3 separate regions of the Mus musculus genome follow, and all the other regions are linked to region 1. The links are chromatin loops, found by intact Hi-C in ENCODE. Cell type or tissue: left cerebral cortex. All regions are shown on one strand.

Region 1 (8,000 bases):
ATTCCTAAAGAATTAGAATAGATTGAACTCTATCAGAGATGCTAAACCATATAAGAGGGATAAATGATTAAGAGGCTAAGTAAATAAGAGGGAGTCCAACCATCAATGAGAATTATTAGAAGCACCTCCCTAGTGGAAGGAGAATTATCAGTAGCTAAGACATCACTCACTCCAGTGATTGTAACGGATGCCTGCTTGGTAATTGCAGTCTAATCCAACAAGTCTGCTGGACACTTTCTGATTTATTTACATAAAAGCTGCAATGAGCACCCCAAGACAGTTACTCACACCAACCCCTATTAAGCCAGTTAAAAGTTTTAAGTCCTGTCTATTGATCATTAGACCAAAAGGGGGCTTGATCCCTTGAAAAATCTCTTGGTGCCTAAGCTCAGCGATACAGAGTTTTTAAAGGCAAAACCCACACAGACACATCAGTTAGATGAGGGTCAGAGTATCCTTGAAACGTTCATTCCTGGCAGAGCATAGTAGGTATTTCAGACATAACTGGCCAATTATTTTGGTTAACACATCTGGAGCATAATCAAGGCCACAGAAATCTCAAATGTGTTGTCAAGGCAGATATAAATGTTGTGAAGAGGAAGGTATAGGGGCCAAGATCTAAACAAACACCAAACAGAGGCTGAACGGGATGGTATAACAGTCATTCCACTCTCTCGTTTCTTTAGTGATTTTCAAATCTTGGATCTTGTCTAGGGGTAAGTAAGTACTGGGTCCTGAGAGGCATTACCCAAATGGAGGCAATTCTTTGTTTGATGAAATTTAAGGGGCAATTTACTTCATTGGAATGGAGGGAGAGACAGTTCTCCTGTACAGCTGGGGCAGCACAACAGGAATAAGAGGTGGTCCTGAATCAGCAATCACCTGGGGGAGTGCAGGGCCAACCACACACATGGCTGGATTATAATACAGATGTCCCAAGGCCACACAGCACATGAGACCCATGGTACAGGCAAGCCAAGATCCCGTGGGAGCGAAATAAGTCTCTGACTTAAGAGTAACCGTGAGACAAGGATTACAAGAGGCAGGAAAAGGGGGTATATAACCAAACAGGAGTCCTATTGTGAAAGAGTCTCAGCCTGAATGGATCTGGTTCAGGTAAGAGGGTTCATTTCTGGTCCTGGTCTGGAACAGGCTTGGCAAGGGAGCGGTGAATCCAGGCAGATATCCATCAACCTTGGTTGCAGCTGATGTCAGGATGACAGCGTGAAGTCCTTTCCAGGCAGGCAGATGTCAGTACATTTTTCTGGAACTACTACTATCTTCTTCTTCTTCTTCTTCTTCTTCTTCTTCTTCTTCTTCTTCTTCTTCTTCTTCTTCTTCTTCTTCTTCTTCTTCTTCTTCTTCTTCTTCTTCTTCTTCTTCTTCCTTCTCCTTCTCCTCCTCCTCCTCCTCCTCCTCCTCCTCCTCCTGCTTCTTCTTCTTCTTCTTCTTCTTCTTCTTCTTCTTCTTCTTCTTCTTCTTCTTCTTCCTTCTCCTTCTCCTCCTCCTCCTCCTCCTCCTCCTCCTCCTCCTCCTCCTCCTCCTCCTCCTCCTCCTCCTCCTCCTCCTCCTCCTCCTCCTCCTCCTTCTTCTTCTTCTTCTTCTTCTTCTTCTTCTTCTTCTTCTTCTTCTTCTTCTTCTTCCTTCTCCTTCTCCTCCTCCTCCTTCTTCTATTTATTTTTGTATGAGAATACACTGTCACTCTCTTCAGACACACCAGACACACCATGAACCACCATGTGGTTGCTGAGAATTGAACTCAGGATCTCTGCAAGGGCAGTCAGTGCCCTTAACTGTTGAGCTGTCTCTTCAGTCACCCTTCCTGGAATTTCTTAAAGTACACTTGGCCTCTTGGGAAGAATGAATGATGAGGCACTAAGGAGAGATCCAGAAAGGCATCTTGAACCCTAGAATGGACTGCAGCCTGGGCCTGTAGGAGAGACTGGAAACACTTTAAAAGAGACCAATTAGTAATCTCTTCAATAATAGGGTCCCTTTTAGCAGCACTCCCTTTTAAATCAATAGTCAGTAGGCCTTAGGTATGGGAGTCTCCAGGAGGTCTGGCTAACTGGCCTGAGATATGTCCAGTAAGTCCTAACAGTCATGAAGGGGGCCTCAGGGTTGCCATCAGGCAGCAATGGCACAGGGTTGAGACTCAGTACAGCAACAAAATGAAATAGGACCAATCAAGCAACAGACTGATATTGAGTGATGTGAGCCTTTGACATCTACCAACTGTGGTTATTTTAATGGGAATATATGACCCCCAAAGGTTCATACATTTGAATGCTTAGTCATTTGTTAGACTTAGACTATTTGAGCAAGATTAGGAGATGTGGCCTTGTTGGGGGAGGTGTGGCCTTGCTGGAGAAGGTGTGGGCTTTGAGGTTTTAAAAGTCCACATTAGAGCCGGTCTCTTTCTCTCTCTCTGCCTGTCTGCCTGTGTTTTTAGGTTATAGTTTCCAGCTACTGTTCCAGTGCCATGCCTGTCTTTGCTGCCATGTTCCTCCCATGATGATAATAGACTAATCAATCCTCTTAAAGGTTAGTCTAATCTTTCTATAAGCAAGGCCAATTAAGTGCTTCCTTTTATAAGAGTTGCTATGGTCATGGTGTCTCGTCATAGCAGTAGAACCATGACTAAAACACTGGCCATTTGTCACTCTTAGGAGGGCTTCCATAGCGTGGGGAGCTTTGCAAGTCAGGTTCTGGACGCAGGGAGCTTATTAGCAGGGAGCTTATTAGCTTTCCTTACTTGTATAGTAGTTGTGGTTAAGGCACCCGAACAGGACGATTAACTGGCAGCCACTGTGTCCAGATGCTTGGATAGATATATTACAGGCTTTGGCTAGGTCTGAGATAAAATACATTTTGCAATGCTCTGAGTCTCATGGGTGAAAAGGTGGAATGGTTTAGGGATACCTGGTAACTAAATCTGGGACTTGGGTTACAATCTGTGTTAGTTCTCAGAAGGCTTGTTCCTCTGTTTCAAAGGCTGGTCTCTCCAGAGGGAAAGAATAAAAGGTCTGGGCTTTTTCAGCAAACCCAGGAATCCAGAGACTGAGATGTCCCCACTGCCCCCTGGAGTCGTGTACTTGCTTCTTGGCTAGGAGACTGAGAGTCTAGAGGACTGGAGACATTGGCAGCAGGAGGCCTGGGACAGGTAGCCCAGCAGCGCTGGACTCCCTGTAGGTGAAGCAGCCTCTAACTGCCTTCCTCTACCTTCCAGTACCCAGCAGTGCCACTGCAGTTTAGCTCTGTGCAGATCAGCGAGCAATCCCTCTCCACCATCCCCTTCCAGACTCCCTAGCTTTGGCAGGTCCTTTTTCTGACCGGAAGAAGGAGGAGCTGTTGCATCCAGGATGAGGCTGAGCCAGTCTTTGCTAGGTGAAGCGGGCCCAGACTGACGGTCGTCCCAGGACCCCGTACTGTGGAGCCCTGGGCCAGGAGTGTGTAGCTCCAGGACCTGATGGGTTTGACTGGCGGTTTCTTATCCCGGAGAAGAAAGCTGACAGTCTTTGCAAACAAACAAACAAAAAAGACTAAAACGGCTAAAACAGCTAAAACAGCTAAAACCGGCAGAGGTTGCCACCTACTGGCAGCATCTGGAAAATCAAGCAGAATTTTAATCAGCGTCAGCGCCCTTTGGGGGTTGGTGAGGAATGGGGGAGAAGAGGCAACTCCTTTCTGGGGGCGGGGGAGGGGAGGGGAGACGAAACAAAACAGAAACACCAATAGCAAAATCAAGAAATCAATTAAACAACTCTGTGAGTCAAACTTGTCTGACAACATTCAATCACTCACCCATGAATAAATGGCTGGTTATTCATTCAAGTAAAATAGAATCTCTCATGAGAGGCTAAACCAGGATAAAAAGTCCCCCACTCCTGGCGTCCCAACTTAGTATGGAGAACTGGAGAAGTTCTCTTTAGAATTTTTCTACCTAAACCAGGAAAAGAGCCTTGACTATCCATCCCTCTTAGTCAGAAGAAGGAGGAGAAGAAAAAGTAGAGGAGGGCAAAGAGAAGACGACTCGACTCCCCTTAAGTCCTACCTCATTTATCCAGAAAGTTCCCATGAGCCTCATCCTCTGCAACCAGAACCAGAACTGAATTCAGTACATAGACTCATCCTAAGAGTGTGAGTAGGATTCTGTTTTGGTGCTGGGAACATGGCAGTCACTCTAGACCTCTCAGGACTCAGTGAGAAGAACTGGGCTCTGGAACATTCGTCGGGGTATCTCCCCTGTGACCTCTCTCTGGCAGGGCAGGGGTGAGGCTGAGTCCCACAGGACATGGGGGAATCTCATTGTGGCCTCCAATGTTGTGATCCACATAACAGAGTTTCGGTCAACTATGCTGATTAAACCAACTAAAGAAGTTTTAAGCCCTTTTTATAGATGGCCAGACCAAGAGGAGGCGTGAGCTTTAGAAAAGTCATCTTGGTACCTAAGCTCAGAGATACAGAGTTTTTAAAGGCAAAACCCCAAGATACATCAGTTAGATAAGGGTCAAAGTAAACCCTCTGAAATGCTCATTTCTGGCAGAGCATAAGAGTTATTTTAGACATGACTTGCTGATTATTTTGGTTAACAACATGATCAAGGCCATGGGAATCTCAAACATGTTACCAAGACAGAAGTGAGTGTTGTGGGGACTTGGCTATAGAGGCTGAGAACTGCCCAGGCAAGATTCTGCCAGAACGGGAGGGGGAATTGCCTTAGTCACGTCAAAGCCACTTTAGTCTTTCCAGCAAAGGCAGGTGCCTCCTTCACGAGCAGTGAGAAGAACTAAGGCCCCGAGGTTACAGAGGATCGCTGCAGCGGGAATCATGATGCTTTGGGGGCTTTTCTGTCAAAAGCATCATTCCTAGAGAAAGTGCAGAAACATATGGAAAGAGGTATCACCAAGTGAAGACATTCGTCGTAGAGCATCAGGTCTCGTAGAGCATCAGGTCTCAAAGCAAGAAAGCAGGGGGTTAGATGAAATCTTGGAGATAGTTAAATGGAAGAGAGTAAGCTGTCACATGAAGGGAACATGGCAGTTTTCTCCAACGTAGAGGCTAGAATCTCTTGTCCAGGGAGAGTCCTGAACAGATAATGAAGGATAAAGGAAAGCAATGCCTGACAGTTGGATGTCCCGTTTCGTGCCTATGTCTCTCTTTATCTCTCATTCTTCTTTCTCTCTTGCTTTTTATCACCCCAAGTGAGGAGTCTGGGGGCCTACAGCGGTTGCTTGATAGCTTTCTTTGCATGTCAGAGGCTGGCTGGGTAAGGGGTTGAGTGGTTGGAACAATCCCCTCCCAGGTATTCCAAACCTGTATCCATAGATTTTCAGAAAACCTTACTTAGCTGCTCACTGAGGAACACAGGGTTTTCTCCACCTCCCTGGGTCTCTGTCAGCCTTTGAAAAAGATACTGCTTTGCTAGCATACTGCTTCATTCTGTTCTGCAAACACTGAGTCATAATTGGTCCCTGTGTTCCCAGTGATTGTGAGTGACTGGCCTGACAGTTGCAGGTGAGGATTAGCTTCAGGAAATGCTGTTGCCCCATCAGAAAATTGGGTTAATGGGTCGCTGTTGATCTGCCTACACTCATACAGCACCCTGGATATAGGATTTCTTGTTTCCATTGCAGCAACGTGGAAATGAGACTGGGAAGTCCTTTGTGTACACTCTATAAAGTCAGAATCGTGTAGAAAAATCCTTCTAAGATTTTGTAGACCAATATTTCTATAACCTATCTCAAGTCTCCCACAGAAGAGGGAACAGGGGCCAGACATGGTAGGACATATTTGTAACTACAGCAGTCAAGAGTCTGAGGCAGGGGGATTGGGATGAGATTGTGGCCAGCATCTTGTGCATTTAAACCTCGGGCCTGGCTAATACATTTGGGGTCTTGATGCATTCCAGAACGGTTTCCGTGTCGTTATTCACACAAGACCCTCGTCTCTCTCTACCCCCCCCATTTGGTTATTAGGAGAAGGTCCCCTCGAGACCCTCGAATAACTGGACCTGCTCGACGGGTCAGGTGCATTTTTATTCATGAGGTCTCCCTGCCTAAAAGGACTCTATCTTGTGTCAAATTGACATAAACTTTGTCAGGGAGTGGGGTTTGGGACACAGGAAGGGGCAGGGGTCTTACCAGGATGAGGTTGTTTTTCCCTCTCTGCAGAACTCCCAGGCACTTTCCTATTGTCTGGGTCTTAGACATCTCTGGTTCACCTCTTAGTTCTATGAGGATCTGAGTGTATGATATCTTGGACCCTTTCCATTTTCTAGCTGTAAATACGATTACATTTTATGCCTCCCTGCTTTAGCTAAATTTCGCATATTCCAGTTTGTATTGGGGCCATGTTTCCGCACAAAAGAGGACCAGGAACCAGGCAGTGGTGGCACACACCTTTAATCCCAGCACTTGGGAGGCAGATGCAGACAAATCTCTGTGAGTTTAATGTCAGCCTGTCTACAAAGTGAGATCTAGGACAGTCATGCCTACACAGAAAAACCTTGTCTACACAGAAAACCAAAACAAGAACAAAGAAGACTAGGGGCCCTTTTTGAAATGAGTCAGCAGAAAGTTTTATTCCAGTGCTTGAGTATATGTGTCTCAAAAGGGTGGAAGAAATGAGCAGTTGCCAGGATCTGGGAGGGAGAGAAGGCACAGCAAGATGTAGCCACAGAGGTTAGGAGAAGCCGAGGCTTGTTGAATTTTCTCTGAGTTTCCTATAGCGAGAAGGGGCTGGAGGTAGAGTCCTGACATGAGTCTTCACCAGCTTCCAGATCCTGGGTCATGCTCACAGTCTCATTTCTGACAGAGATTGTTCCAAGGCCAGAGTGTAAAGCCTGCATAGAACACCCCTGTATCCCTGAGCACTCCCAACGGGGATCTACCTGCATCTTTTCAGAACTGCTAGTCATTGAGTACAATTGGTTCCTTCTCACCAACTTTTACCTTCTAAAGATTGACTGTCAAACATTAATCCACCTGACCTCTCTTACAACATGTGGAGGTATACACAGCCACCCTAGAGATTACAGTTCTTAACGCTCGGAGGACCAAGGACCTTTTGTTTTGGGGACAAGATCTCACTATGTAGCTCTAGCTAATGTGAAACTTGCTATGTAGGCCAGGCTGGCCTTGATTTCTCAGTGATCTGCTTGTCTCTGCCCACTCAGTGCTGGAGTTAAAAGTATACACTATCATGCCTAACCTATAATGACTTTTAAAAAGTCAACATAATATAAATATCACCTAAAATGCTTGATATTTCAATGAAAACATTAAAGTCTAGAATATCTATTGATATTTTCAAAATATCCATTTGTTTTTATTTGTATAAGACAGCTTGATTTACCACGTGTTCCCTTCCTTCTTGCTAGAACTTGCCTCTGTCATTCAGAAACTCGAAACCCTTTTAGTGTGAGATGATATCTAACACAGTATACTCTAAATGAATTCTTTTTAGTCTCTGTCTTCCTCCCACCCTCTCTTTGATAGGACCTTCTTATACAGCCCAGGCTAGCCTTGAACTCTGAATCCTCCTGCCTCTGTCTAGGTTATGGTTATCTATCTATACACCTAGCTGTTGGATATTTCTCCCCCTCTTTCTGTGTCTTATGTATGCACTTAACACATGTGCAGTTATGTGCACCCATGTGCATGCAAACAGAGACAATAGAATGTTGGAAACCGTGAACTGAGATTCACATTTCTTCTCTTGTTTTTTTTTTTTTTTTTTGGAGTCAGAGTTTCTCATGGAACTGAAGCTTATCATTTCGCCTAGGCTGGCCTGCCAGAGAGCTGCTGAGAGCTGCTTATCTCCATCTCTAACTCCGGGGCTACTGCAGGTAGTAAGCTAAGGTTATGCTAAGCCTTTCATGGGGGTGCTGGGGATTTGAACTCATGCCCTCTTTCTTTCACAGCAAGGGCTCTTAGTTGCTGAGATGTCTTCCCAGTCCCAAGTCATATTTTTTGCTACAGTTTTGTCTTCCTCTTGTC
Region 2 (8,000 bases), 90 kb before region 1:
CTCAGTGCAGCCGCCTCACGTCTTGCTGGCTCTGAAGGAAGGAAGGAAGGAAGGGAGGAAGGAAGGAAGGGAGGGAGGGAGGCCAGCGGTGAGTGGAGTGGGCTTGTGTCCCATCCTCTCTCCACGTGGCTCACAGGATCTCTACGGGAGAGGTTTACACGGCAGCACCACTGGGTTCGGCTGTACAACATGCCCATGGTCAAAGCAGGCTCTGATGCACGTGTACCAGTTGTCCTGGCATTATCACACCCAGACTTGCTGGGACTGCAGAGGGAGATGGACTCTCCTCCTCTCTCTAGCCCTCTGGGATCATGGGGGAAGGAGAAAATAAAACCACCTTCCTTTCTTTCTCTGTGCTTCAGATACCTAAATGTAAAATCTGTTAAAAAAAACAAAACACAAAGCCCTTTGCTCCTGAGCAGCCGTGCCTTAACACAGATGCACGCGTATGCTCAGGCCGCACCGCAGCTCTGGGAGGCAGTCCTTCAGGGCTGTCTCTTGGTTGGACAGTGTATCTCATTGGCTGGGCCAGCCTGGCCAGAGCGGTGCAGGGATTCAGTCCCACGTCTCCACCCCAATGACATTACAGCTGTGTACTGCAGTGCCCAGCTTTTTAAAAAGTAAGCTTTGAGGTTTGAACTCAGGCTCTCTCATAAACATTTTACTGGCTAAGCTGTTTCTCTAGCTTAACACGAGTTATTTTAGTGGAATTGTTTGTCTATGACTACCAGTTGGAGAGATCCTTACATAAGATAAGTTCTTGAGGGGAACTCACTGAGATTGGCTACTATAAACTCTGCTCTGGAGGCACAAAAGGAGCCAGCTTGTTATCCTCAACCACTGTTTCGGAACTATACAAAGCAATCTTTTTTGATAACTGAAAAAGATGCACAAAAATTTAAAGGTGGGTAAAATTACAAAGAAAACCCTGAACACATTTTTTAACACCAAAGATAGAATTCACTATTAATAAGAAAAACACGAAAGAGGAAATATAGAAAATTTAGAAGAAATAAGAAGTTAGTAGGAAAAGTAATTATTAAGATTAGTCCTTGGTGATAGATTCAGGATATGTTGGAAATGAAGACTGGGAATAGCTTTGCACCAGTATCACTACATTTAAAAATATCCCCCCCCCCGCCCTCATCACCCCATGAAGGACATTGAGCATTGTGTAGAATGAGCTGTCAGCTAGGGCAGACCCCAGTCCAGGTGCTGATGTTAGACATCACCAGTACAAGTGATGCGGTTCTCTGTGGCAGGGAACTGTATGCTAAGCACAGACGTGGAAAGAACAGTGGGCCTGAGGCCTGAGGACAATATAGAAGACAGACACAGGCCTAATGCCCTCTCTTCTCTCAAGTCCCTCTTTGGTAGGAGTCTATTTTTTAGCATCTGAAGTGGGCATGAACTCTACCATTGAAGACAAGAACACACACATAGTCTGCTGTGGTAGCACTGAAGCAGCTCGCAGAGAGCTGATCCCATTTCTCACTGAGCAGACCTCTAAGGAGAGCATTTCAGGGTGCTGAGTGCCACTCCTGACATATACCATACCGAGGCTATCATCTTTACTCTGCATTACATTTTCCGGAAAAAGAAGTTGTGGGAGATAAAAGAACGATTCTTGAAGTCTGAAATCTGTGAAGAAAAACAAACAATACGCGGTGTAAAGGCAAGGCTGATAGTTACAAATGGCCTTCAGTGTTGCAGTGGCCAATCGTTAAGAACCACATTCCAAATAGGCTGATTAAGCCTAGCCCACAAGGAGCGCACCTCTAGGCTTCTGTCAAGAGCTCCTTCATGGAAAATATGGACACAGTTCAATTCTCAAGTGTAATGTCAGAATCTGTTAATAAGCTCAGATACTCCTCAAACTCAGTGCTAATTCACGTTGTAACCTACAGGGCAAAAACCAAACCAAACAAAAACAACCAACCAACCCTCCCCTAAACAAACTAAAAAAAAATCCGGCAGGAGCACAAGAAATGAAACCATAAAATGCTTTAAGATAAGCCTTGTCTTTTCAGAAGAAATTAAGGATAGCTGTGCAAGATGTGTCAAGTCGATGAAAATAAAGGACACCTGACAGGACTTACTCTTCACAGAGAAAACAGGATTGATCATGGATTCAGTCTGTATCCTCTTTACCCTCAGACAATGAGACTCAAAGACAGTGGCGTCAGATGAAGGCTATCCAGAAAGCTGAGGCACTCAGTGTGAGGAGGGGAGGAGGAAGGAGGCCCAAGAACCTCATCACAACAGCCAGGGTCCACAGAGATTTAAGGAAGAGAGAGTTTCAGGATTGCAAGTCAGCAATTATGGCATAAAAGTCAGGATTACACAGAAGGAACTCTACTGAGGCAAGTCTAAGAATCAGGAACCCAGACCCAGAGTGACTGAAGACAGACGCGCACTGTCAGGGCCTGACTCTAACATTAGTCTATCTCTTTAGAGCTGACTATATGAAACAGACTCATAGATATCTCAGATGTTGTCGAGACTACAGGTGAAATCTAACAAGAAGACTGGCAGAGCATTTACATGCAAGTATGACACAGCACGGCTGGGGTGTAGCCCAGCAGGACCGCAGGCTGCATGCACAGCACACACTGGGTCTGGGTCTGAGGGGACATGTGTGGTGAGTTCTGTTCAGCTGAGCTCCCACTGCGGAGGGAGGGAGGGAGAGAGGGAGGGATCTTTACATTTGTAGCAGCATACAGAACGGACCGGGGTTTTCTTTGCTCAGACACTGTATGTGTTCACTCCTGCTGGGGTCTCAACTGTTCCCGGGAGTGTCTGTCCCCAGTGTGCACCCTCCCATTCACCAGCATCACTGCCATGCACTGACAAGACCATGAAGAACTGTAAATTCTTAGTGCCACCTTACAAAATTCCTCCAAAATAACTGTTTTCAGAAGTTAACTATTTTGATTTCTGCATGCCACTAAAGTTTATACATTTATAATCATGTTTCTAACTAAAAAATAAAAAAAAAACAGTGTAAGAACTCAGAAGAAAAATGAGCTTTATACAAATATCAACATCTAAAAAGAATTGTTTACACATGGCCCTAATGACTTGCAAACACATTTTTTAGCACTGGAAAGGACTGACAGATGCTGTTGGCCCACATAAGAACGCCTAGCCCTGCTGCCTAGTTACCCTGGAGTGGACTATGTGTGTGGAGGAGTGGGGCAGCCTCTTGGATGCCACCCAGACCGGTTCTGGTTGATGGCTGTTTCAGAATTCAGGGTGGCAGACACAGTAAGAACACGGTGCTCCTGGTAGCTGCGGTGGAGTCTGTTAAAAGGACTGGAGAAGTCCATTCCCGCTTGCTAGCTACAGAAAGGAAGCGGCTGCTTCAGAGTCTGTCTCTCCTTATCATCGACGGGAAGACACAAAGTGTCTGTGCTATTACCTGGCACTTTAAGTTCACCGACAGACCAGTGCTTTACAGTTATGCCAGATTAAAAAGTCTTAAGTCTACTGGGAAACAAGAGATCTACCTTAATGCTTCATGCACCTACTCACAGGTCTCCCTACTGTCTACTGGTAACAGGGCAGGGACAGAAGACACACAGTGGGGCCCAAGAGAATGCCTCAGCCTTGGAGGGCTCAGAAAGCTGCATAGGAGTGTGTGGTTAGCTGCAGGACAGAGCAGTGTGTCAGACAGAGGACACATCTAGAGTGACTGGAAACTTAAACCTTGGTGAGCGTATTAATAAAAATGTACTTTGTACAAGCTAGGGTTGCCTACCCCAGAGACTTGTCTTGTACTTGATAATTTAGACTCTCGTGCCAGAGAGTCCTGGTTATAATCTAGCAACTTGTCAACGCAGATACTAAAACTACACTTGCCTAGAAAATATTCTTAAAACTCACATTACCTTTCCTTTCAACGACTTCAGACTTGAGTGGGACCACTACTGGCCCTGCTCGCCCAGCCCTCCCCGCCCACCCATCAAAAGCTACAGAGACAAAGGCACAAAAGCTCAAGGATAGAACTGTAGGACTGACATGCGGAGTCGAGGAAGCCGGAGCCACTGTGCGGCAGGGTCTGCGTTGCCACGGTGGTGGTAGAGGGTGAAGCTGAAGGCTTCTTATCATCTTCCAGTGAGTCTTTAGATGGCTCAGACGGCTGTGATGCTGAAGAACGTCCAAATCTTGAGAACAACATTCCTCCAAGGCCCTTTCCAATGCTAGCAGCCCCTGCATGTCACAGAATAAGGCAATCACTCCACTGACTCCGCTCACAGCACCCTGGGGAGCAGCACCCGCAATCACAGCCGACTGACTGAGGGACTTTCTCAGGGTGGGGACCTAAAAATATTCCAATTTCTACTGTAGGTTTCTAAATAAGAATGATGTTTAAAAGAAGGAAAATATAAATTCTAGGAATACAGATACAGGAACATATAGCCAAAGCAACCCAGGTGTTATTTTATTCAAATATTCATTGTTACAGAGGTTTATGGCAAGATTAAAACTTCTAACAAGAGACCCATGCGGTTGACATGGGGCATCTACCTATTAATAGGAATATGTCTTACTAAATGTATGCTATACAATGCCATTAGTAACCTTTACGCATGATGTCAAATAGCAAGTAAGTTTGGTAGCTAAGGCCTACTTAGAGTGCCATCTTGTGGCACTTAGATAAAGGACACTCACTCAGAAACAAAGGACACATTCAAGTGCTATGCAATTGAAATACCCAATTTCTATGCTGGCACAGGAAGTTACTCAAGGAGAGATGAAATATCCCTCTTGCCTTAGGAAGCGAAAGGACTAAACAATTTCACTTTGAGAGGACATCAGAGACCTTGATGCCCCCAGAATGCACAAGAGCAATAAAAACAACAGCATTTTAAAGGCTCCCTCAGCAAGTCACAGAGCCAAGATTATAAGGAGCAGCAGAAAGCCCCGTCCTTTCTTCAATCTAGTCAGAGGATGTCAGAGCATCTGCTTCAGTCAGCAAAGACGCTAATTCAGGAGATGGACAGGTGGAAGATTTCTAACAGTGCATTTCCAACCAACTTAATACTTACACATAAAGTACTTACATTCATAGGTAAGAAATGAGAGAATTACCCAATATGCTTGCTTTGCCAATGTTAGTTATAGATTCTCCATAGTGGCGCCGAGATAAGACGGGGGAGGTCACAGGGCTTGGGATAGCTGCTATGTTCTCACTGTCTGAAACTGAGGTAGGTTCTTTTGCTGGGTTGAGAAAATTTGGCTTCATATGCTCATAAGGTAGAGGGTTTGAAGTGTTGTACCAGTGGATCTGGACTGGAGAAATGTTGCTGTAGTGTTTCAAAATCAACGGTTCTAATCTGTAGGCCTAGATTTTTAAGAATGCAAAGAAACATGACCTTAATTCACAATTCCTGGATTTTAGTAAAATGTTTATTCTAAAGTGAGAAAGAATTTTTAAAAAATGGTTATCTGAAAAACATTTTTCACTGTTACTATGTGAGGTTGTGTAATTACACGTCCCTAATAGTGAGATTATTAAAAACCCAAAAGAACAGTAATAAAAAAAATGAGTTATCTTTGTCTATTAATTTGTTTTCATAGAAAGACGGTTTCACTGTATTCTGATCAAACAAGAATGAGTCTTGTTGGGCTGGTGAGATAGCTCAGCGGGTAAGAGCACACTCACTGCTCTTCTGAAAGTCCTGAGTTCAAATCCCAGCAACCACATGGTGACTCACAACCACCCGTAATGAGATCTGACGCCTTCCTCTTGAGCATCTGAAGACAGCTACAGTGTATTTATTTATAATAATAAATAAATCTTTAGACAGGAGTGAGCAAAGGTCCTGAATTCAATTCCCAACAACCACAAGAAGGGTCACAACCATCTGTACAGCTACATAAAAATAAATAAGTAAATCTTAAAAAAAAGAAAAGAATGAGTCTTGTTATAAGGTCAGACTCACAAAGCTGAAGTGGAGGACAGCCCAGACCTTAGTAAATAAGGTCAAACACGTGACTCCAATAAGAGCCTAACTTGAAAGCCAAGGAAAGGTTGCTGTCCAGCAAGTCGCTCGTTAGTGTGGTGTTTACTGAGAATCCGTAGTGCAGATTCTCACTGCTGTTAGCAATTCACTGCCATTTAATACGTCACAAAGATCTCGGCGCTCTCTTATAGGAAGAAGAGAGCAGGTCTGCACAAGCATTAAGAAAGCATTAGGAAAAAGCAGACTGGCAGGATGCACACTCAGAACATGTGAAGATGGGTTCAAATCCCAGCACCAAACATAGAAAAGCTAAATGTGAGATGCACAAAGAAGACAGAATTCATGCTTGGAGTAAAACATACGGCCATGCTAGTCTCTGAAGGGACTGCCAGGCCTGCAGTCTGCATCTGAGCCTCTAACACATGTAGGCTATCATCCCGGTGCTTTCAGCGCCTCAGCTTCGCTTACAAGAGGTGGCTGTAAGTTTACACACATGTGACTTTGTAAAATAAAAGCTAACTTCAGATATTTAAAATCCTTTTACTGTGTGTGAGTGTGTGTGTGTGCTGTACTAACCATTCTCCCTAACGATGTACACAAACGTCTTCACTCTGTGTGGTGTGGAACCACACTCCTCCTGCAAGCTAGGCAAGCATTTGGCCACTGAGCCGTACTCTAGCCTGTGTCTTGTCTATGAACGTCCTCTCAGCTCTCGCTATTTACACCTGGATTAGATCTCCAAGTGTTTACATTTAGACACAAAATTAGCAGAAAATTGAAAAGCTTGAGTACTTTACACTTCCACTCAACTAAATACACGACTTCACCTCCTTTCTTGTTTTTGGTTTAAGAGAATCTGCCAGACTCATCTCAATTTTATAGCATGCTTTTGAAAAACATTACTTAAAGCAGGACATTTTAACTATATTGTCTTATTTATTTATTTTTGTGTTTGTGTACTATAACACATGGGTGACAAAGATCAACTTTTGGGAGCTGCTTTCCTTCTTTCATCACGTGGGTGCTGGGGAGTAATCTCAAGTTGACAGGTGTGGTGGCAAGCGCCTTTCCCACCTTCTCTTGCCAGCCTCTAAAGCAGGTAAGACTTACCTGTTCCTAGGCCATCAAAATTAGAATTGCTTACAGTGCGTAAAGCAGATGTTTGTCTCCTGTAGCGCTGACCAGGGATATTATTTCACAATGTATTGTTTAATCAGAGGTTGCTTTATGTGGCTGTGCACCATGCGCATGCACGGCCTCCACTGAGGTTGGACTTAAGTCATCTGATATGGACGACGGGGACCAAACCCAGGGCCTATGCAAGCACAGCAAGTGCTCTTAACAACTGCGTCATCTCTCCAGTCTCTGATGTTACCAGTACAATAGAAGATCCTCTCTTAACATTTTATTTCATGAACTCTGAATGAGCAAATATTAAGATATAACCTTTCCCAATGAGCCAGATAATAAATTCCCTTGTTAATTCAGAGTCCCTGGCAAGATTTCTCCCAGAGCAGCCATGCTAATGCTGAAACTCACCACTGGGTCCGTAGGATGAAAAATATTTAGTAAGCGGTTACAGATCTCTCTAGGTAAAATGTGGTCTTGACTTCCAGAATTTCCTGGTCGGATGCCGCGTAATGCCAAAAAAACTGCTAGCGGAGATCCCATACAGAAGAAATTTTCAACCTAAAATGAAAAGAGCCATTCTAAATTCACCAAATGATGGGAGTGTTATTTTCAAGGGACTCTGAGGATAACATGTTATATAATAAAATATAAGCAATAACATCACCTCAAAGTATATTTGTTTTAAGTAAGTTGCCTCCAACTCTGAGGCTTTACAGAGGTGCAGCGAGGATTTCTACAGCGGAGGCTGGGAGAAGGGCAGTCCAGACTGACACTCACATGGACTAAAGCAGAGAGAGGTATTGGATGATGTTTGAGAAAATAGGTAAGACTGAAAAACTGGGTGTGGAAGAAAAATCTACTTGGGATGCTAACACTCAGATCTCTGACTGTTTAAGGAAG
Region 3 (8,000 bases), 71 kb before region 1:
TCTGTATATTTATTCCAGAAAAGTTTTGTCACTGGCTAAATTCATTCAATTTCAAACAAAATATACCTCCATCAAGAGTAAGCTTTGATCGCCATTCAACAGGCAGAAATTCAACATGTGTTGCATGGTTGGAAAAATGCTTTTCTTCCATTTTCCTTGCAGCCTCTCTCATCCTAAAAAAAAAAAATAAAGCAAACAAGTAAACATAAGACAAACTCTGGGCATAACCTCGCACACATGTTGAAATACCTCACATGGCCACCTGTCCCCATTGCCTGCCGCTGCCTGCGACTGAGCTGAGCTGCAACTCAGCACTGCTTTGCCTCAGTTACTTTCCTGTCTGTCACAGGACTTGAGCTGCTCCTGGGTACAGAACATTCTAGATGGCACGGCTCATGGGGGATGTGAGAGCACAGGGAGTGTGTCCATGCTGTGCTCACCTCCACCCACCACCCAGTCATGGACTATCTAACTGAGATATAATTAGATCAATTCTTTTCTTTCTTCCTCTCCTCCCTCCAGCATCTCATATCCCAGTACTCGCCTCTCCTGTTCCCTCTCAAATTATTGAACACACACACACTGTATAAATATAACCTGCTAGGTCTGTTTAGTGTTGCTTCTGTGTATATAGCTTCAGGTCTGCCCATGTGTTACTGGATAACAATTCGGGAGCTCGTCTGAAGATGACTAACTTTCCCTCCCTCTGAAGTAGTTACTTGCCGGTAGCTCCTCCTCTAGTGACTGACCGGCCCTCATGAGTTTTCCGCCATCCATGTTAGCATGTCTAGTGGTGGTCTTCCCTATTACATCCACAGGACGCCATCTTGCAGAATCATTCCTCTGGCTCCTGTACTTTTTCTGCTCCACAGACTCTTACCTTTTCTTTATAATGTAAATTGCGAGTTTTTTTACTTTAAAAATTAAGGTGTCATTGAACTTACTTTTTTGGTGTCAGTTATGTGAATTTTACCAAGTGGATAGGATTATGGTTGGTGCAACATAATGAGGATGCTGAAGGGTCACTGTAAAAACCCTCATGTTATCCCTTCAACAAGTGCCCCTTCCTCTCATGGTCTGAACCAAATCGCAGACACCACATTGTTTTATTTCTGCTTCTAGATCCTTCATACAAACACTGAGCCCAAGGTTTCAAATCCTTGAGGCGAATGCTGTACCAGAGTTACGCCCTGCACGTGTGAAGTCAATGCTCTACCACTGAGCTACATCCCAGCTCTCTTATCTCTAAATAGCATATTTTTCTAAAATAACATCTACTTGATATTATGATGTTGCAATTGAATAATTTTTACTTTTAGCAAACACGTAGTTCAGTGGCCTCATTTCCCCAGCTGATTATAAAAACTGTTATAACATTTTATATAACATTAAAATATTTTATATTTATTTTATGTTTCAAATAGTACAGTCCACTCACTGCAGATGGTAGACAGGTTTCAACTGTCTGCTGTTAATTCACCACCTCCCGACACACCACTTGTCTAGAGAGTTATCTACAGTCTGTTTGCTAATCGCATCCGCGTGATGTTATTAACATGGTCTTCCTATTGTATAGCCCTTGTGAGGCAGTAGTAAGCTACAGAGGCCAAGCCGTTGTCAGTGAGTTTGGAAAGATTCACAGGCTTCAGCCTTTCTGTGTTATGTTTTGTACCTCAAGAAATCAAACTTCTCTTTTACTAAGGATCTCAGGGAGGCTCCGCCTGCAAACCTCCTTCTCGTGATCCTCAATATTTAAGCAGAGGATGTATCAGGACACAATTATTGTGCCAAGTAATATACAACTCACCATAAAACAAAGTCAGAATTAGAGCTGTGAGATGCTTTAACGGAAACCAAGACTGAAGCGCTCAGGCGCACCAGTGTCCGCGGCAACACAACCTGAGTTGCACGAAACTTTTGCTTTAACTTTCCAGCAGCTCAGTGTTTATTGTATGCAGGTTACTGAGATCTACTTCCTAGCATCAGACAGCGCTCACTTCAGCAATAAGGAATTTTGTTGGCAGTCTTCAAGTCTGATAAATTATGCTTTCAGTAGTGAATCCAGTGGTCTCAGGCACTGTAAATCTGAGCTCGTCAGTTTGCTTTATTTTGGACAAGAGCCAAACTGGATACAATACAAAAGCCAGAAGCCATTAGGAAAACAGAACCTTCCACATTAAAAAATACACCAGGCATGGTGGCACATGCCTTTAATCCTGGCACTCAGGAAATAGAGGCAGGTGGTTCTCTTGCGACCTTTAACCCTAACAGCCCTTTAACACAGCGCTTAGCAGCTTCTGAAACACACAGATCCCCGCACACATATCCTGATATAAAGCTGAGATGTATCAGTTGAGGAGGTAAATAGTCTGCCTTGTGTGTTCGTATCCACTGGCCTCTGTGTAAATGTCCAGAGTTGTTTCCTCCGGAGCAATGAGTGGGCAGAGGATATTGAAAATTGTCAGTTTAAACAAATTTTAATCTTCTCAGAGTTGGACAACTTTAAACGATTTTAATTTCTGAAGCTCATAGAGCAAGGAACAAACTTAAAACCAGATCTTTTCCTGCTGTCGACCTTAAATCAATTAAATACATTGACTACGGCTTTCTTATCTCTCTCGCTCCTGCAGTGGAGAGTGAGGTCAGACTTCATTTAGATACAGGCACTCTAGGTTTGGTCCCGACCATCACTGAGCTTAGAGAGTTGATACTGGGAACATGGAACTGAGGCTCTGTGTACCTGCTTATGCCGTAGGTGGAAGCTGGGACTCTGGACTTGGTGTGGAGTGTGTGCACAGTACTCACATGGCTGTGTTTTTGATGATTCTTCCTTGGTCCATCTTCTGTCCAATGCCGTGCACAACAAACACGATATGAGAAGTCTGCGACGGCTTGTCTTCCAGTGTGGCTTCTTCTACATAACCTCTGTGCAGTCTGGTCCCACTGCTGGAGGCTGTGGGGAAATTACAGCCCTAGGTTTACTACTTGCACACTAGGTTTAAAGAAAGAAAAAGTAGTAATAATAAGACTATATAAAGGTATTTCACTGGTTATACAAAGAGGAAATAAAATCCATAAGATTATATTGATTGACATAAAACAAACTGGATACAATACAAAAGCCAGAAACCATTAGGAAAACAAAACCTTCCACATTAAAAAATACACCAGGCATGGTGGCACATGCCTTTAATCCTGGCACTCAGGAAATAGAGGCAGGTGGATCTCTTGAGTTCCAGGCCAGCCTGGACTATATACAGCGAGTTCTAGAACAGCCAGGGCTACAGCAAGATCCTGTCTCAAAACAACAAAACAAAACTTATCAAACAAAAAAACAAAAAACAAAACAATGATGCATGAAAATTGGGGAAAACTAAGCAAAATATGAAGCCTACTGTTATAGCATATATACAAAGAGGGTTTACTAATCAAAAAGTACATATATCCAATTAATGTTTTGTGCTTAAGATATAAGTAGGTACCTCACAAAGTGAATATAACTAGCTATAGATATAAAAAATATTCACATACATTTATAGCAAATTAAAAGAGTGGCATAGTAACATTTTCTTGGCCTTAAAAAAATAAAATAAAACATATTTTCAAGCTTATTGAGGATGCTCTATCTTCCCTAAAGACCTAAAACATTGTGTGTGAAGAACTGTGTGTGAGAGATGGGCGCCTCAAGGCATCACCCTCACCCTCCACAGAGCAGTGTCTCGCTCTGCTGCCAGGCAGGGTAGCTGGCTCTCCCTCTAAGTAGCGCTAGGAGTGTAGATGCACACTATGCCTCTAGCTTATGTGACCCCAGATGACTTGAACTCAGGTCATCACACTGAAGGGGCAGCCTTTTAATCTATGGAGCCATTTACCCAGCCCTTCTTTTTTTCTTTTTAAACTGTAAAAGGCCAAGAAGCAATTCCGTTAGCAAAACTTTAGAGAGTTGTGTTGTCTTTCTCACATCACCTTTCCCTCCTCTCTTCCTGCACTGAAACTGAATCCATTTCTAGCCTCCTCTTCTTTTACGCTACATATCAACTGCCATGTTCAATTGGACTGCACTCACTCATGACTAGCAATTCCTGTCCTTGTCAGAGTATTCTAAATTCCTAATTCTGAGCTGATGAGTGACTTCACAGGGTTCTTGACACTGAACTTCTACTCAAAATATAAATTAAAAACAGAATCTGAATTATCTACTTTTGCTCCCCCAAATTTTGACAAGCCACAATAACATGTAAGCATTACCTTTAGAAAAGCCCAGTTTTTGGGTAACGGTTCTCGCAATTTTGGATGTTGTTGCGTCACTGTAGAGATAGACTTCATCCATGCTGTGCCAGTCCACGTGGTTCCGACTCAGCTTGAAACTGTGAACAGCTGTTGTACAAAAGAGAGAGACTGCAAGTTCTCCAAGACTGATCTTCCTTGTGCAAGACACTCTAACACCCAGGTTTCTGACTCAGTATTCTCTAACTCAGACACCATGGACTTCAGGTCAGTAGAGAAAACTATGTCACATAAGCAATGCATAGAACCTTATAAAAGAAGTACTACAAGGAACAGCAGAGTGCCAGGTATGACTGTAAATATCAAGCCCTTGTATGTAGCTAATATGTTTTTTGATTATTAAGAAGCTGTATCCCCAGTGGTATGGCTCCTCTTCCTGACTCTAACTCTGTCCCTCTTGTTGATTTTACTAAAAGTATCAAGGTACGTAAAATTTTTACTCAATGTGAGACAAAAAAAGACAGTATAATGTACTAGAATATAAGGTACATTGGGAATGGTATTAAGGACAGCTATCACTTGACAGCAGAAATACAAAAATGAAGGTTTAAGAAGAATTAACATTTATGTGGCATGGCTACTGAATTTCTGTAACTGAGATTAGGCTTATTGTGCACAAGGTCTTAAACGCAGATGCTGATGAGGAATCCCCAAGCTCACGAGGCAGGCGCTGTGAACTGTTCACTTCTGCATCTCTAGTGTAAATACTGTGTTCCGAGTGTGGAGCATCTATGTGAATCCAGTAATAGTGCAGGAGCAATGAACTGGAGATTGATCTACTCTATCAATTCATAATTTGTTAACATGCATTTTGAAGGTTTAAATTTTCCTTTATATATTGGGCACTTAAGTAAGAGACTTCCATAGTCTTATCTTCTGAAAACTGCTATTTACCATCACTGTGTCCAATTATCATTTTGAAATCTCGTTATGGCAAAAACTGTATCCCCATTTTAGTCATAAAAACCTGATGCAGAAAGAGAGTATTTTGCTCAAAAGCTAGTAACTGGCAGGGTGCACCTGTTTTACCTAAAGATGAGTTGTAAATGACCTCAAGTTAAGAATATAACTCTGGGAGGCTAGAGACATGGTTCAGCAGTTAAGAGTACTGACTGTTCTTCCAGAGTCCTAAGTTCAATTCCCAGCAACGACATGGTGACTCACAACCATCTGTAATGGGATCTGATGCCCTCTTCTGATGTTTCGGAAGTTAGCTACAGTATACTCATATAAATAAAACAATAAAATCTTAAAATATGGCTTAGCACTTAAGCTCCTTTAGAGGACCAGGGTTCAATTCCTAGCACCTACATGGCACCTAACTGTCTGTAACTCCAATTCCTAGGGAGTCCTTGGCATGACATAGTGCACATAGATATGCATACAGGGACACATAAAATAAATAAATATTTTTAAAAGAATACAGTTCTGTGTAGGAGGGTTCAGTCCTGGTCAAAACCATAAGGCATGCTGTGGCAGCGTGTTCCCCATGAGAAGACACAGCACACTAGAAGAAAACTCACTCCTTACATTACAGATAATTTAAGTTTTATCAAAATCAATTATGTTACTTACCTCTACTGACCTGTACGTATGTACATACGTGTGTGTGTGTGTGTGTGTGTGTGTGTGTGTGTGTGTGTGTGCGTGCATCTCACAGGATTAAGATTCAATTAATACAACATACACTAATAGCTTTAGTTCACAGAAAGCAACCACGGGGTCAGACTTCTAAATAGCTTTTTAAAAGCTAAAAGGATTAAAATTTTTGCAAGGGCTTAATAACTACTTACAAAGCAAATTTTTGTTGAAATAGTTCTGAGCTACATATGTTTAAAAGATTGAAACTGATGAAATATTTAAAGAAAAGTAACAAAAAAATCTAGCAAAACTCTGTTCCTCTGCAAACCAGTTATATATAGTCTTAACATCTTAAGAACATACACATATGACACAAAATAAATATATACATCCGTGTAATAACGTAAAACTAAGGCAAATAGCACAACAGACACACTCTTAGAAAGGCTAGCACTTCTATGCTCTAAGGCTGGCGTGAGCTACAGAGAACAGAAGCAGGTTTACCGTACCTTGGGAACGCTTTCGCTTAAGACCTGTGGCATCTGTGCTCTCCTTATATCCTCTCCATTTGAACAGAGAAGGGAGGGAGAAGGGAGGGAGGTGGTAGACAACTAAGAAAGCAAAAACACTGAGCTTCAAAGGAAATTTAAGTGAGGTTTTCTATTCTGCCTCTGCCTTTTAGCCCTAACTTTTAGAAACTGCACTTGACAAACATTATTCTAAATGCTTTCTAAAATGCAACTCCTAGTTAAAAGACCAGTAAAGCAAAAATTAGTTAATGTCTGTCAAATATATATGCTCTACTTTTATTGAAAGGAACAAAGACAAATAATATCTAAATTTACCAGTGACAGACAATTACATGATCATTTAATACCTCTGCAAGCTGTAAGACATGCAGGGCATTTTAAATGCTAAGCGATTTTCTCTATCTTTATGATTCTGAAGATTATTTATGTCACCGAATTTTGATGGCATAGCCACGAGGTGATACACACTCTGAGAATACAACCATGCTTTAAACAGCTGACCTAGCTGTCCTGAGATAGCACAGTATACAGTCCACCGAATGCCACCCATACAGAGGAATGATGGCTTCAAGACTGCTTCCGAAGCAAGGCTTCCTTTCATTGACTGAGACAGCTGTTGATGACTTAAAAGTGAAAACATTTTCAAGAAAATCAAATTGAAGGCTCTACTTTCAACCATCTCTTTTGGAAAGACTAGTGATAATGTAACAAAAATAATTTCATTAGGAGACATATGCTGTGATACCTTGTAGGCATTAAGCAGACAACACAGAAAGAAAAAAAGCCAAGCAGAGAATTGATATTTGACAAATCAGTCTTAAAGCCAACACGCTCCTTGTCCAATTTTGCTAGCTACGTTACTGATAACATTCCTTATACTTAAGTGATTATTTTAGTACACTTGAAATGGAATCTTATAAATCAGTTAATTATTCAGTTAACAAATCACCAAATGTTTATGATTTAATTAAAATCTATATTCTAATATATTCATCTTCACCCTCACTCCCTTTTACATGAACTCAACATTCATAGATTAAATACTGCTTAAATAAAGAATCTTTCATTTTTGTTGTATATACAATTGATGTTATATGCAAAGATTTGTGCAAAAAGGGTTTTTGCGAAATTCCTACAAGGCATTAAAAACTGCACCTACACATTAATTACTACATCTGCAATGCAATTAGAAGGCTGTAGGCCTCTAAACTAGGGCTAAAAGCTGGGTGACAGCAGAGCTATGAGATGCCTCTGACACAGTAGGAAAGAAAGAACATGGAAGCAGGTTTCTTCCTGCCTCCTGCTTTCCTGTGTCTCCTCATCAGGCACCAGGAGCAGACAAACAAACCAAATAAACTAGGGAAAAGCTGAGGCATAGCTAGGGGGTCAGATGGACACACACACTTGGTAATTTACTACACAGAGAAACAAAGACTACATTTTTAGGTCTAGCAGTAAAACAAACCTGAACCAAATCCCACATTTACCAAATCGAGCTCTTGGGACACACACGGGCCACCTGATATAAAATCACGTGAGCACTTTCAGAAAGCTGGTCAAGACATAAAATGAGTTCTTGCCTTTCAAAAACAATAGCATGAC

The links. Peaks named below come from ENCODE experiments on the same cell type or tissue, not always from the same donor. Only the 100,000 strongest peaks of a DNase experiment are listed, where the experiment ranks them.
Region 2: a loop joins it to region 1, with 5 times the contacts of the local background. A loop is called at or near these places in 8 of 42 quality-filtered maps.
Region 3: a loop joins it to region 1, with 2.3 times the contacts of the local background. A loop is called at or near these places in 4 of 42 quality-filtered maps.

What each region holds. Positions count from the first base shown.
Region 1 is chr14:45,687,529-45,695,528 of GRCm38, forward strand. No RefSeq gene overlaps it. Among named protein-coding and RNA genes, the nearest start is that of A530076I17Rik, 23 kb to the left of the region's middle. In left cerebral cortex, a CTCF peak has its summit at 3,594 (motif pointing left); DNase peaks (open chromatin) are centred at 3,385, 3,542, 5,443 and 6,602; H3K4me3 peaks cover 531 bases; H3K27ac peaks cover 474 bases.
Region 2 is chr14:45,597,545-45,605,544 of GRCm38, forward strand. It overlaps Ddhd1 (DDHD domain containing 1), which reads right to left. Exons shown (of 14, transcript NM_001042719.2): 10 at 7,509-7,658; 11 at 5,095-5,347; 12 at 4,021-4,212; 13 at 1,558-1,641. Among named protein-coding and RNA genes, the nearest start is that of Gm41145, 19 kb to the left of the region's middle. In left cerebral cortex, a CTCF peak has its summit at 4,645 (motif pointing left); DNase peaks (open chromatin) are centred at 3,229 and 4,654; H3K27ac peaks cover 1,813 bases.
Region 3 is chr14:45,616,464-45,624,463 of GRCm38, forward strand. It overlaps Ddhd1 (DDHD domain containing 1), which reads right to left. Exons shown (of 14, transcript NM_001042719.2): 3 at 6,378-6,479; 4 at 4,249-4,377; 5 at 2,806-2,953; 6 at 67-173. Among named protein-coding and RNA genes, the nearest start is that of Mir5131, 38 kb to the right of the region's middle. In left cerebral cortex, no CTCF peak of the experiment used is centred here; a DNase peak (open chromatin) is centred at 4,352.